Regions from separate parts of the Homo sapiens genome. Here region 2 is linked to region 1. Evidence: chromatin loops called from intact Hi-C (ENCODE). Cell type or tissue: GM12878. All regions are shown on one strand. Links, peaks and the distances in the headings refer to the core of each region. The heading gives the core; the rest is flanking DNA.

The links. Hi-C counts contacts between places; a loop is a spot of excess contacts. Peaks named below come from ENCODE experiments on the same cell type or tissue, not always from the same donor. Only the 100,000 strongest peaks of a DNase experiment are listed, where the experiment ranks them.
Region 2: a loop joins it to region 1, with 2.2 times the contacts of the local background. A loop is called at or near these places in 1 of 110 quality-filtered maps.

What each region holds. Positions count from the first base shown.
Region 1 is chr4:160,139,574-160,145,866 of GRCh38, reverse strand. No RefSeq gene overlaps it. Among named protein-coding and RNA genes, the nearest start is that of LINC02233, 360 kb to the right of the region's middle. In GM12878, for the core only: no CTCF peak of the experiment used is centred there; a DNase peak (open chromatin) is centred at 3,146.
Region 2 is chr4:159,977,840-159,984,132 of GRCh38, reverse strand. The region is part of intron 2 of LOC107986324 (a long non-coding RNA gene); the gene reads right to left. Among named protein-coding and RNA genes, the nearest start is that of LINC02233, 200 kb to the right of the region's middle. In GM12878, for the core only: no CTCF peak of the experiment used is centred there; a DNase peak (open chromatin) is centred at 3,934.

The DNA.
Region 1 (6,293 bases), core at 1,008-5,007:
CGAGAAACACTTTAATGTTTTTAATTGAGCAAACTGTATCTCTTATACAAATCTTTTCAATATTTTTTGAAAACTGCAGAGTTCCTTTTTTTAACTTTCCTCTCTCTTCTCACATTTGAGTATAGTCAGCTAGAAAGTCAAGTGGTACCTTTAATAGTCTGCCTGAAAATCAGCGTAGTTGTGCTCTCAAGTCCTTTAGTTACATTTCCTATTTTCATGTTACCACACATGTCAGCGTCACCAAATTCTTTGCCAAATGAGGGTCCTCTTCTAGTTTTACAGAATATTTTGTTATCTTCCTTCAAGCCCCCATATACTCCTGATGCCCTTTAGACTTCTGCTTACCCTCTCCTCACAACCCTAAACTTTCCCCGAAACACTCCTGGATACCTTTCATTCTTGTCTTGTTCCAAAGCCAATGACACGAGTTGTGCATTTTTGTTACAGCACTTTCAAATACAAAAATTGGTTTAGTTACTATTGCTTAGTAACAGATCACCCAAAAAAAGTAGTAACATACATTTTATTATAACCTTTCATATTCCTAAGGGTCGAGTGGGTTCAACTAGGTGATTCTCACCCAGGATCTCACAAGTTTTATAGTCAGGTGGACGCTGGGCTGGCTTCGCCACAAAGTTCTCTCCCTTCACTTATCTTGAAGTGATGCTGACTATCATCTGGAACCCCATCTAGTGCTATTGGCTGGAGCATCTCTATATGGCCTATTCATATGGCTGCTAGGCTATCAGAGGTTGAAGGCTGTGTTTTAGTGTGAACTTTCAAAAACCATCGGGTAGAAGCTCTATCTGATTTAGCCTCTGAAGGCATTCAGCATTTCTTCCTAAACAGTCAAAAGTCCATCCAGATTCAAGGGAAGGAAACATAGATTTCACCTTTTGATGGGAGGAGTGTCAAAGGATTTGAGGACATTTATGACTTAACACTACAGTCGGCATATGGTAAACTACTTTCAAACTCTAACATATGCTCTCAGTCCATTTTCATATGATAAAGAGATGCTTTGCTTACTAGAAAAAGAAACTCCAGAAAATTTGATTTTGAAATAATTTTTTAATATACAATTGTTAGTGGTTATTCTTGATGAAAGTGAAGGTACTGAGTTATTAAAAAGCCTGTCCAATATGGTGAAACGCCGTCTCTACTAAAAATACAAAAATTAGCCAGGCATGGTGGTGCACGCCTGTAATCCCAGCTACTCAGGAGGCTGAGGCAGGAGAATCACTTTAATCCAGAGGCAGAGGGGTTGCAGTGAGCCAAGATCACACCACTACACTCCAGCCTGGGCAACAGAGCAAGACTCTATCTCAAAAAAAAAAACAAAAAAAAAAACAAAAAAAAAAAACAAATGTGTGTAAGAGGAACTTCTAGACTGCTATATCTGGGTATAGGTTAAACAGGTGCATTCACGCTGCGAAAATGTATGAAGCTTTACCTTTGGAATTTGTGCATATGTATACATAGATAAAATATTTCAATCAAAGCTTGCACTTAAAGATTATATAAATATATCTTACTTTCCTATGAACATTCACTACAATATTAAACATTAATTCCTCGGTTAAAAAAATCCCAAAGAAGAAGAATCATAATTGTGTCTAGTTAGAGTTTAAACTAATGAATAGTTTAATAACTGGCCTGGTCCTAAAATTATTTATATTTCTGTGTATTCTGAAAGTTGTAGCACATAATCAGTTAACTATTTTAAATGTAATATTTAATAATTTTAGAAAATATCTCTGATGATAAAAAATGTGCAAGCACACAAAAGTTATATACTAGAATTATCCAAACATACTTATATCTGATTGAGGCAATTTAATATTGCATCACAAAATCAAAACCTATTGTTTCATATTATAGTTGTTAAAGAAAAGCTTTTTATAAAGTGAAAGAAATTTATACTGGTTTTGGATTTTTGCCACCAGGATATTACCCTGTCTGAAATAAAAAAATTGTAAAATGAGCCAGCTGTTACTAAAGGACTATAGCTCAAATGTGTTTGAATAGCCTTCTGCTTTTCCATTCGCTCATGTTATATATCTTATAGTGATTTTCACAATAACATCCCACATAAACCCACGAGTTAGTCATAAGGCGCACCCATAATAAATCTGGAAGGCAGATGGCAAACATTGCTCTTCTGACTTTGATCACTTTAGTTCTTCTTTTGTCTCTGCTTGGAGCTCTTTTATCTATACTTCTTCAAATGTTAAGAAAAAAAGTATTAGGTTTTTTTCTAGCACTTTTAATTTTAGCTTCTTACATCCAGCCTCAGGATTTATAAACACTTTAACAATAAAATGTCTCAGATTATAGACTAAGACTTGGATCATAGATGCCTTATAAGTAACAGATTATCAGCTATTGTTCATATAATGAGAGCTGGATAAAATCAAGATAAGTATATATCTTTAAAAATCATGTTGCTAGATGTCTACATACCAATTTGATATTTTTAAATTTTAAGGAAAGTAAGAAATTGTTGTGCCATATATAGTACTAAGGTCTATCTGGTGACATAGCAGGACAATAATAGGTAACTTTAGCTAGGATATAGTATACAAGACTAAAGAAATCAGATAGGTAAGTTTAAGTGTAGTCAGAATATAGTATATAAGGCTAAAGGAATCAGGTAGATATCTTAAATAAAAGGAAAGTTAATGAAACTGAGAAATTTCAGAATTATCTAGGTAATTTTAAAAGACATCCCATACAGGTAAAAAGTTACAGAGAATTTTAAGGTCTCAAGTGTCAAGATAGAAAAAATCCACATCTTAAAAAAAAGGGGAGTAGATATTGGCACCCATGAGCAAAAATAATAAAATGTACTGACCCATTTTAATATTTCCTGCTGGGCTCATAAATAGAAACAGAATACTAGATGATAGTAGTTCTTTCACATCTTAGAAATTTTCACCTTAGTCCAGAAAAATGATCCAGCTCTAATTTTTTAAAACTATGTAATTCTTTAGTTTATTCATCAGCTGTCATTGCAGTAACATGACATGAGAAAGCATCCCAGCACCCAGTGGTTTAAAACGGTGCAACACTATTCTCATGGGTATATTGGGGTGGTTACATGTCGACCTGTGGTGACCACACACCACACATTGCAGATCTAAGAGCTTTCATCTGATCTACATGTTTCTCTTCCTCCTTAGACCAGTAGTCTAGCTAAAGCATGTTCTTCTCCAAGTAATTGCAGAGGCATAAAGGAAGTCCCAATCATAATGAAACATTTAAAGTCTCAACTCATGTCCCCTCCACTAGCAGACAGATTATTAACCAAAGCATGTCATATGGCAGAATTCTAATTCAAAGTGTAGTGAAATAATCCACTGTTTGTGAGAAAAACTGAAAATTCATAGAGCAAAGGAAGTGGATATAGGGAAGAGTAGAGAATGGGGGCCTTAATTCAATGTACAACCATGGTTCCATCTTAGAAATGAGCACTTTTTCAGGGGAGAGTATTCTAAGTCTAGTTTTAAGTTCCTTTTAGGTTTCATCAACCCAAGATGGATCCAAGATTAAAATGGGAACTTCTAAGACATTAAAAGGAAGATGATTAATTCACATTAATACCCGTATCTAGATCCTGTTTTATGAAGGAAAGATATTCACAAAGTTTTGTAAAATATTATTTTTACAAATGCACCTCAATTTAGAGAACATCTATCAATGTTACAAGTACATACAAAGTGTTCAAATGTCTATTCATTCATCTATAAGCTCACAACGTGCACATAATATGGCGGTAATATACACAAATAAATATATTTGCTAATTAAAATTATATATTCTCGAGTCACCTACTCTTTTTTAAGTACAAATACCACTGCTTTTTAATTACAGTCTGTTTTTCTAGTGAAAAAATACCACAAATATGCTTAACAAGTATACCACAAATAGTTGCCAGTTATATTGAGCTATAAATCTTATTAAATTATTAAAAACATTTTTAAATGCAAATCTTTGTTATTTTGTTTTTCTAACTGTGTAGTAGATAGTCATCCTCTGCCAGTGCCATCATACCAAGGAAAGCAACACTTTAACAGTCTATGTTCCTGCCGCCAAGTCAAAATACAGCCAATATTTTTTTGGCCAAGTACACAACATGCCAATTGTTTCTACTGTTACCAAACTACTCCTTAATTATTAACTTTTTAAAAAAATGATGCTCAGTCTGCTAGGCATGTAAGAAATTTTAAATTAAGAATCTATACATCAGTAGGTTTAAATTATTTTAAACAGACAGATACAATTCTCCAAGAACCAATGATTGATTGTTTAATCACTCTGCTAGTCCACAGGCAGCATTTGATTATGCTGCAATACCTTCTTACAGTGCTGCTGATCTGTGACTATCATTACTCATAGCATTTCTCCAGAATAAAGCAGATCCACTTCCTTCATTGACAGTATTCCTCAGATAGAAAAATCTTGTCAAATGCACCTTGCTAAAATTAAAAAGAGAATAAAAAACTCTGCACAGAGCAGGTGGTGTCTACTCAAGGAAAGAATTCTATTTTTATGCTTCTAATATGCATTTCTCCTCTCCTAAATGTGCAATGTAGTTGCAGTGGAAGATGAAGTAAATTCTAAAAGGAAATAAAACCAGAGGTACCAGTCCCACATAGCATGCATTCAATTTATAATAATTGTTCCCCAGTTTTCAAGCTTGTCTATTTGCATCTGACTTTAAGTCAGTGGTTTTCTAGTTTACAAAACCGTGGGTTTGTTTTTTGTTTCTTTTTTAACTCTAGTATTCACAAAGATGTTAAGGCTCCCCCTTAGCATCTTTAAGTACTTGAATAAGTCAGAAAAGTATAGGCTTTTCCTTGGGTAGCAAACAACCCCATATCTCAGTGGCTTAATGTAAGCAAAGTTTATTTCTCACTCAAAAAAGCCCAAGAAGGCTGTCCTCAAGCAGGAGGAATAAAGTTCACTTCAATCTTGTGGCTCTGCCAGCTCAAAAAGACTTTATCAAGATATCTGCTTCAAAGAAGAAAAATTGAAAAATTACATAGGGAGTTTCTATTGCTTCAGGCCAGAAGTGACAAATGTCCTTTATGCTCAAAATCTTTCATCAAAAATAGTCAAATGATCTGCCTAACAAGCTAGGAAGTGTGGTTTTCCATGTGCCCAAGCAGAAGCAATAAAAAGCAAAATTCAATAAACTTTTTTTTTTTTTGGTCACAGTACTCAAAACACTCCTCTTGATATAAACTTTAGTGTAGCAAAATAAAAACAAGAACAGGATGCCCAGGTTTACTGAGTAATTTGACTCTATTTCAATTTCCTTGGATGCTAAATTAATATGCCCCATATTAAATTAAGTGATCTTTGGCTTTTCTGTAATTTTATAATATCCTACTCCTGGAAAAGAAGTGCTCTTATTTTATCTTGTATGATTATCATTAGCCTTTAGAGATTGACTAGTGCCATATATCTCAAAAGCAGGGTTAGCAGGATTTGAGGAAGGAGCACATTGTCTTAGTTTAGCAATACAATGGCAATGGTAAGATTATTCAATTCTGTATTTTCCCATATGAATTGCATAAGAGAACAAGCGTAGACTCATGACCAGAGCAGTAGAAAAAAATCATCTTTCAACATCTATACTTTTATAAGAGTGACAGAGTAGTAAGCTGATAAATTTTGACTTAAATTACCAACACCTGAGCATATTTAGAAGATCTTCTTATTTTAATCCCAACTTCCTTCTTGTCTGTATGGAAGCCTGATAGATGCATAGTAGAGTCATGATGAGACAGTAGAAAGAATATGGAGTTTGGTATAAGACAAGCCGTTTCTTGAAACATAATATTTCATTCGCCACTTTAGTAAGCTAGTGTTTTCCATACGATGTCAACATTGATGTGGTTAAAATTCTAAACTCACTGAATTTATAAACAAGCAGTATGTATATTTAACATTGCAATATAGGAATTATACTAGCAATTCTCTGCCCAATAAATTAAATCATAACGTAGCTCACATTCCAATCAGAAATTTTTTTAATTTAAAAAAATGCTAAAATGTCTTTCTTTGGCACTGGCCAACAGCATGCAGAAACAGGTACACAAAACTAATGTTATACAGTTATGCTGCAATAGCAAGAAATCAAAATTTGATTGGTTAAAATATAAATTAAGCAAGCAGTATCTAGTAGACCACATTGAAGGGAGAATTCTATAATCAATTAACAGAGACAATTCAAAAGAGACTGTAAATAAATGCATATGTTAAGTGAGAGGAAGAGGCTGGTAAAA
Region 2 (6,293 bases), core at 1,528-5,527, 160 kb after region 1:
AATGTTTATTTGGTTTAAGATAAAAAAGATTTTAGGAGTTTAGAAGATGATACAAAGAGCTTTAACAATACAAGCTTTGTAGTAATACACTAGAGATTCTGGCATAGAGTAGGTTATAGATTCAAAGACTAGACAAATAAATAACAAATAATAAAATTACATGTATTATCTATTATTATGTTACATCAAAAACAGGTAGTCTCACATAGATCAGTGGAATAAAATAAAGAACCCAGAAATAAAGTGACATATTACAACCAACTGATCTTTGACAAAGTCACAAAAATAGACACTGAGGAAAGGAAACCTTATTTCAATACCTGGTACTGGGGAAATTGAATCTTCACATGCAAAACAATAAAACTGGACCCATACCTCTCACCAGATATGAAAATTAACTCAAGATGGATTAATGACCTAAATGTAAGACACGCAAGTATAAAAATCTTAGAAGAAAATCTAGGAAAAGCTCTTCTGTACATTGGCCTAGGCAGAGAATATATGAATACCTCAAAAACAAATGCAGCAAAAACAAAAACAGACAAATGCAACTTAATTAAACTAAGAAGCTTCTGCACAGTAAAAGAAATAGTCACCAGAATAAACAGACAACCTACAGAATGGGAAAAAAAATTTGCATACCCTGTATCTAATAAATGGCTAATATCCAGAATCTGTGAGGAACTCAAACAGCTCAACAAGAAAAACAAAACAAAACAAAAACATGAAAAAGGGGGCAAAGGACACAAACAGGCAGTTTTCAAAAGAAGACATACAAGTGACCAAAAAACATATGAAAAAAATGTTCAACCTGAGTAATTGTGAGAGAAATGCAAATTAAAACCACAATGAAATACCATTGTATACCAGTCAGAATGGCTATTATTAAAAAGTCAAAAAACAACAGATGTTGTTGAAGATGAAGAGAATATGAAACACTTATACAGTGCTAGTGGGAATGTAAATTAGTACAACTTCTATGGAAAATGGCATGGAGATTACTCAGAGAATTAAATTATAACTACCAGTTGATTCAGCAATCTCACTACTGGGTATCAAATCAAAGGTAAAGAAATCATTATTTAAAAAGATACTTGCACTCATGTGTTTATCACAACACTATTCACAAGTGCTAGTTATGGAATCAACCTAAATGTCCATCAAAAAAGAATTGAATAAAGAAAATGTATATATAGGCTGGGTACTGTGGCCCATGCATGTAATCCCAACACTTTGTGGGGGCCGAGGAGGGCAGATCACTTGAGGTCAAGAGTTCGAGACCAGCCTGGACAACATGGTGAAACCCCATCTCTACTAAAAACACAAAAATTAGCTGGGCATGGTGGCGTGCACCTGTAATCCCAGCTTCTCTGGAGGAGGCTGAGGCAGGAGAATTGCTTGAACCTGGAAGGCGGAAGTTGCAGTGAGCCAAGAACGTGATACTGAACTCCAGCCTGGGTGCCAGAGCAAGACGCCATCTGAAAAAAAAAATTAATTTAAAAGAAAATGTATATTTACACACACGTAATGGTGTGTGTGTGTATATATATATATATGTATATATACACACACATACATATACATGTAATGGTATATATATACATATATACACACATTTAATGGTGTATATATACATACACATGTAATAGTATATGTGTATGTAATACTACTCAGCCATAAAAATGAATAAATTTATGTCTTTTGCAGCAACATGGATGAAACTGGAGGCCATTATCCTAAGTGCCATCACTCAGAAAAAGAAAGTCAAATACCACATATTCTTGCTTATAAGTGAGAGCTAAACAATTGGTACACATGTGCCTACAGAGGGGAATAATAGACATTAGAGGCTACAAAAGGTGGGAGGGTGGGAGGAGGGTGAAGGTTGAAAAATTACTTGTTTGGTAGAATGTTCACTGTTCTGCTGAGGGGTACACTAAAAGGCCAGACTTCACCACTATACAATACGAGCATGTAAGAAATATGCACTTGTACCCCTTAAATATATAAAAATTTAAAAAAATGTAGTCTCTGTGTAGCATTAGATTTGAATTTTTACTTCTTTTAAAGCAGGAAACCACACATAACTTTGATAAACTGGAGAGTTGCTTTATAGCACCTACGTTTAAGGATGAAGTTACATCTAGCTATTCCTTCACTAGAACAACTGCTTAAAAACTACTTAGCCAGCATTAAAACCCACTCAAGTGATCTACAGATAGTTCACAAATCTCCCTAAACCAATATGTCCCCCGACACCTCAACCCCCGAGACTGCAAAAAAACAGAAGAAGGAAAGAAGGGAGGGAGGGTTTAGGTTTACAAAAATCCTTTTAATGTAAAACATTCTCATCTACAATAATTTCATTTATGCATATCAACCCCTAAAGATAAGCAAACTGAGTGAAGGTTAAAATACAAAGAGAAAGAGCAAAACATTGATTGATTGATTGATTGATTGATCTGTTTATACTGCTTGTGTTAAGGTAAAAATAGTATGAGTGTAAAAGGTAGCATAATCTTCTCATTACTTCTACCACTTTGGCAAAATTGGTGTGACAGAAAAGAACAAAGAAAGGATTGTGTACATAGCATGAATTTTGGCTTTATGAATAAAAGTCTATTAGCTTTATAGAAATAGCTGTGTAGGTGTATTCAAGAGAATTGAACTATGTTCACATAAAAAGAAATGGTGAATGGTGTTTTTCTAAATGCGAAACTATGCAGAATCCTGCTTTGCAATACCAGGAAATCTGCAAGGGGAGTGCTGAGATCAATGTCATTATCCAGAAGGCATTACTGAAATAGAGTTTAAATCCTTTGATGTAATTGCTTGCTGAGTTTGCCATTACTGCAGCTCTATCCCTTTGACTGATTGAAGGCCTTTAACAGCCCCAGTTTTACTGAGACTGCCAACATACTCATGTTGGAATCTTAAAGTTAGACAGATGTTTGATGTTTAATTTAACTAATATGGCACACCATGAGTCAACAAAACACATTTTGTGTTAATGCCAAAAAAAAAAAAAAAATTAAAAGGTGAGGGACAGGAATACGTGCAGAGTTAATCTTTCTGTTTCAGCAGAGAAGCCTTTGCTTTAGAATTATTAACACGAATTCTGATTTGAAAACCCTATGGCATTTTCCCTGCCCCTTGAGAAAAGCAGTCTTGATTCCACTGGAGCATTTAGAACCAGAACTCAATGAATAAATTAACAGTGCATAAAATCCTCAAATGAAGTGTAAAGAGCAATGAGGTGATTTTTTTTTTCATTTAGACAGTCCCTATTTTCCATGATTCCTTGAATAATTCCAGTTGTTTGTAATGCCTCTCTTTTTTTTTTTTTTTTTGACAATCTACAACAAAATAGCTTGTCTTTAGGTTTTCTCTCTTGCTCAAGAAAGAAGAATTTGGCCCTAAGGAGAGAATTTTATTCATATTTTCATTATGTATTGTGGTTAATATAAAACAAACAAACAAACTATATTCAGCACCTTCTAGTAGAAGATATTTCTCCCTCTCAAAAAAGAAAAAATGGTGGCTATATATTTTGTTTAAGAATATGGCTAATGCTAATAGCTTCTTTAATTAATATTATTTTCCTAACATCATTTTGAGGAAAAAAGCCTGAAGATTACTTTTTAATGTGATTTTAGCTAAAGCAAGACTGTCTCAATCCCTTGGCCTTTTCGACCTCAGTTTTACAGTTTTACAGTAATAATACAGTTGTACAGAAATAATATATACTGGTTGTAAGGCAGGTAGTGGTAGCAGTGGTTATAGAATTTGAAACCACATAACTTGCAGTGTATTTTTACCAATATTATATTTTGGCTTTTGTGACAACTTTATGACCTAGGTAGAGGATCTATCATTATCCCATTGTATAAATAATGAAACCGAGGCCAGAAAATTTTGGTGACTTTTTAACCACTATAAAGTAACAACTTTAGGTCACCAGGAGGTCATCAAATTTAGGTCATCTGTGACTGGCCTTATTCAGTCTCCAGCTCCTCTAGAAGTCAAACTGATACCATATGGCCAAAAACTCCCTACCAAAAAGCACATTGTTAGCATAAACTATCTGGCATGGCCCAAGACTCCAGGTAACACACTGATATGGTTTGAGTCTGTATCCACACCCAAATCTTATGTTGAATTTTAATCCCTAGTGTTGGAGATGGGGCCTGGTAGGAGGTGATTTAGTCATGGAAATGAGTTTCCCCCTTTTGGTACTATAGTTGTGATAGAGTTCTCAAGAGATCTGATCACTTAAAAGTGTGTAGCACATCCCCCTCTCTCTGTTCCTCCTGCTCCATGTGAAGATGCCTGCTCTGGCTTTGCCTTCTGACATGAGTAAAAGCTCCTTGAGGACCCTCCAGCCATGCTTTCTATATAGCCTGCAGAACCGTGAGCTAATTAAATCTCTGTTTTGTAAATTACCCAGTCTCAGGTATTTTTTTATAGCAGTGCAAGGATGGACCAAGGCACAAAGACATCCTCATCAAGCCAGATATTCCAAGGGCTTAGAAGTTATTTCCCAGGAGCTGGTCAAGGGCCAAAACTTTCTTTGGAATGTGTAGGGTTGGTACAATCCAGACATGCTCACTAATCCTTACCCCTAATTAGTTTGTACATTACATTTCTAATAATGTTTTCAAAATATACCTTCCATTCTAATTAAAAATGACACAGGGCAGAGATGATTTTTTTAAAAAGCCAGTTTTGCTTGACAAAAGTGCTTAGAAGTTTAAAGTACTAGAAATCATGGATTGAAAAGATGAATCATGAAAATAATATAGGATAAGAGAAATAAAGAATAGAGTCATTTCTCAGTTTGTGTCTTTTTAATTATATTCTTTTGATATTTGGGGGATAATAGGTTTTTTTGAACCTAGGAAGTAGCAACTTTATTATATTTCTCTAAATTCTGCTTGATTGATGAGTAGTTCCTTTTTTATTATTTCTCTATATCCATAACTTATCATAGGTGGCTTTAAAAAAAATTGACATTTTCAACCTTCTGCTTAGCAATTTTCTTAACCAACTATGGCATTTTGTTAGGCATAATTTTATTTTTGCAACATTACTGCAGTCAATAGTTTTGCCAGACTTTCAGGCCACTACATAATGGGCATCCTCTCTTTTCTCCAGACTTCAGTTACAAAATCTCGCCGTCATCAGCCTTCACTGAGTCTCCTAAGACACTCTCAACTACTGCTCTCCTACTGGTCCCAAAACAATGCCACGTTATAGTTTTTGTTATGGTAACACTTCAACTTCTGGTGCTAATTTCTATTCAGATTAGCTTTTGTTGCATAATAAACCAGCTCAAGACTTGGTGTCATAAAGCAATTTATTATTACTCCTGGTTCTGTATATTGACTCCAGTTGGTTGAGTGGTTCTAGCTTGGAATTTATTATGCAGTTGTGGTTAAATGCTTGCTGGGGCTACAGTCATCTGAAATCTGACTGGGCTGAATGTTAAAGATTGCTTATTCCCATAATGGAAATTAATGCTATCTATGAGATGGAAACTCATTGAGGCCTGTGTTATGGATTGAATGTTTGTGTCCCCCAAAGTATATGTATGGAAGCCCTAACCACCAACATGATGGTATTTGGAGATGGATGCTTTGGGAGATCATTATACTTAGATGATTTCATGAGGGTAGGGCCCTGGGTAGTATGGGATCATTACCCCCAGAAGTGACACCTGAGTGCTTTCTTTCTTTCTCTTTCTGTTATAAATAAAGTTTCAGTGCTGCAAGTCTCAGCAAGGCAAGGTACTTCTATAGAAGTGTGTGCCCTTACAGATGAAGCAATGGTGAGCGCACACTTGGACAAGGGAGGGAAAGAGGTTCTTACCCTGACGCATGTGGGCCCTGCTGCTGTGTCGTTCCCCTATTGGCTAGCGTTAGACCACACAGGCTAAACTAATTCCGACTGGCTAATTTAAAGAGAGTGACGGGGTGAGTGGTTTGGCGGGAAAAATGCTTATGCAGGGTGGAGAATGAGTCAGGGTGGAGCACATAGCAGATAATCGGAATGAGTTAGGGTGCAGAAGGTAACAGGAATGAGTCAGGGTGGAGTAGATGATTGAAATGAGTCAGGGTGGAGCAGGTAATCAAAAAAGGTTGCTTTATGAGGAAGTTTAAAAGTAGAAGGCGAAGAATTGAACATACTGACATATTGATTCTTTGAAAAGAAATTTAGAACTCATATCTAACACTCTCCCTCTCTTTTTCCTCTCTCTCTCTTTCCTCTCCCTCTCTCTTCTCTCTCTCTCTCTC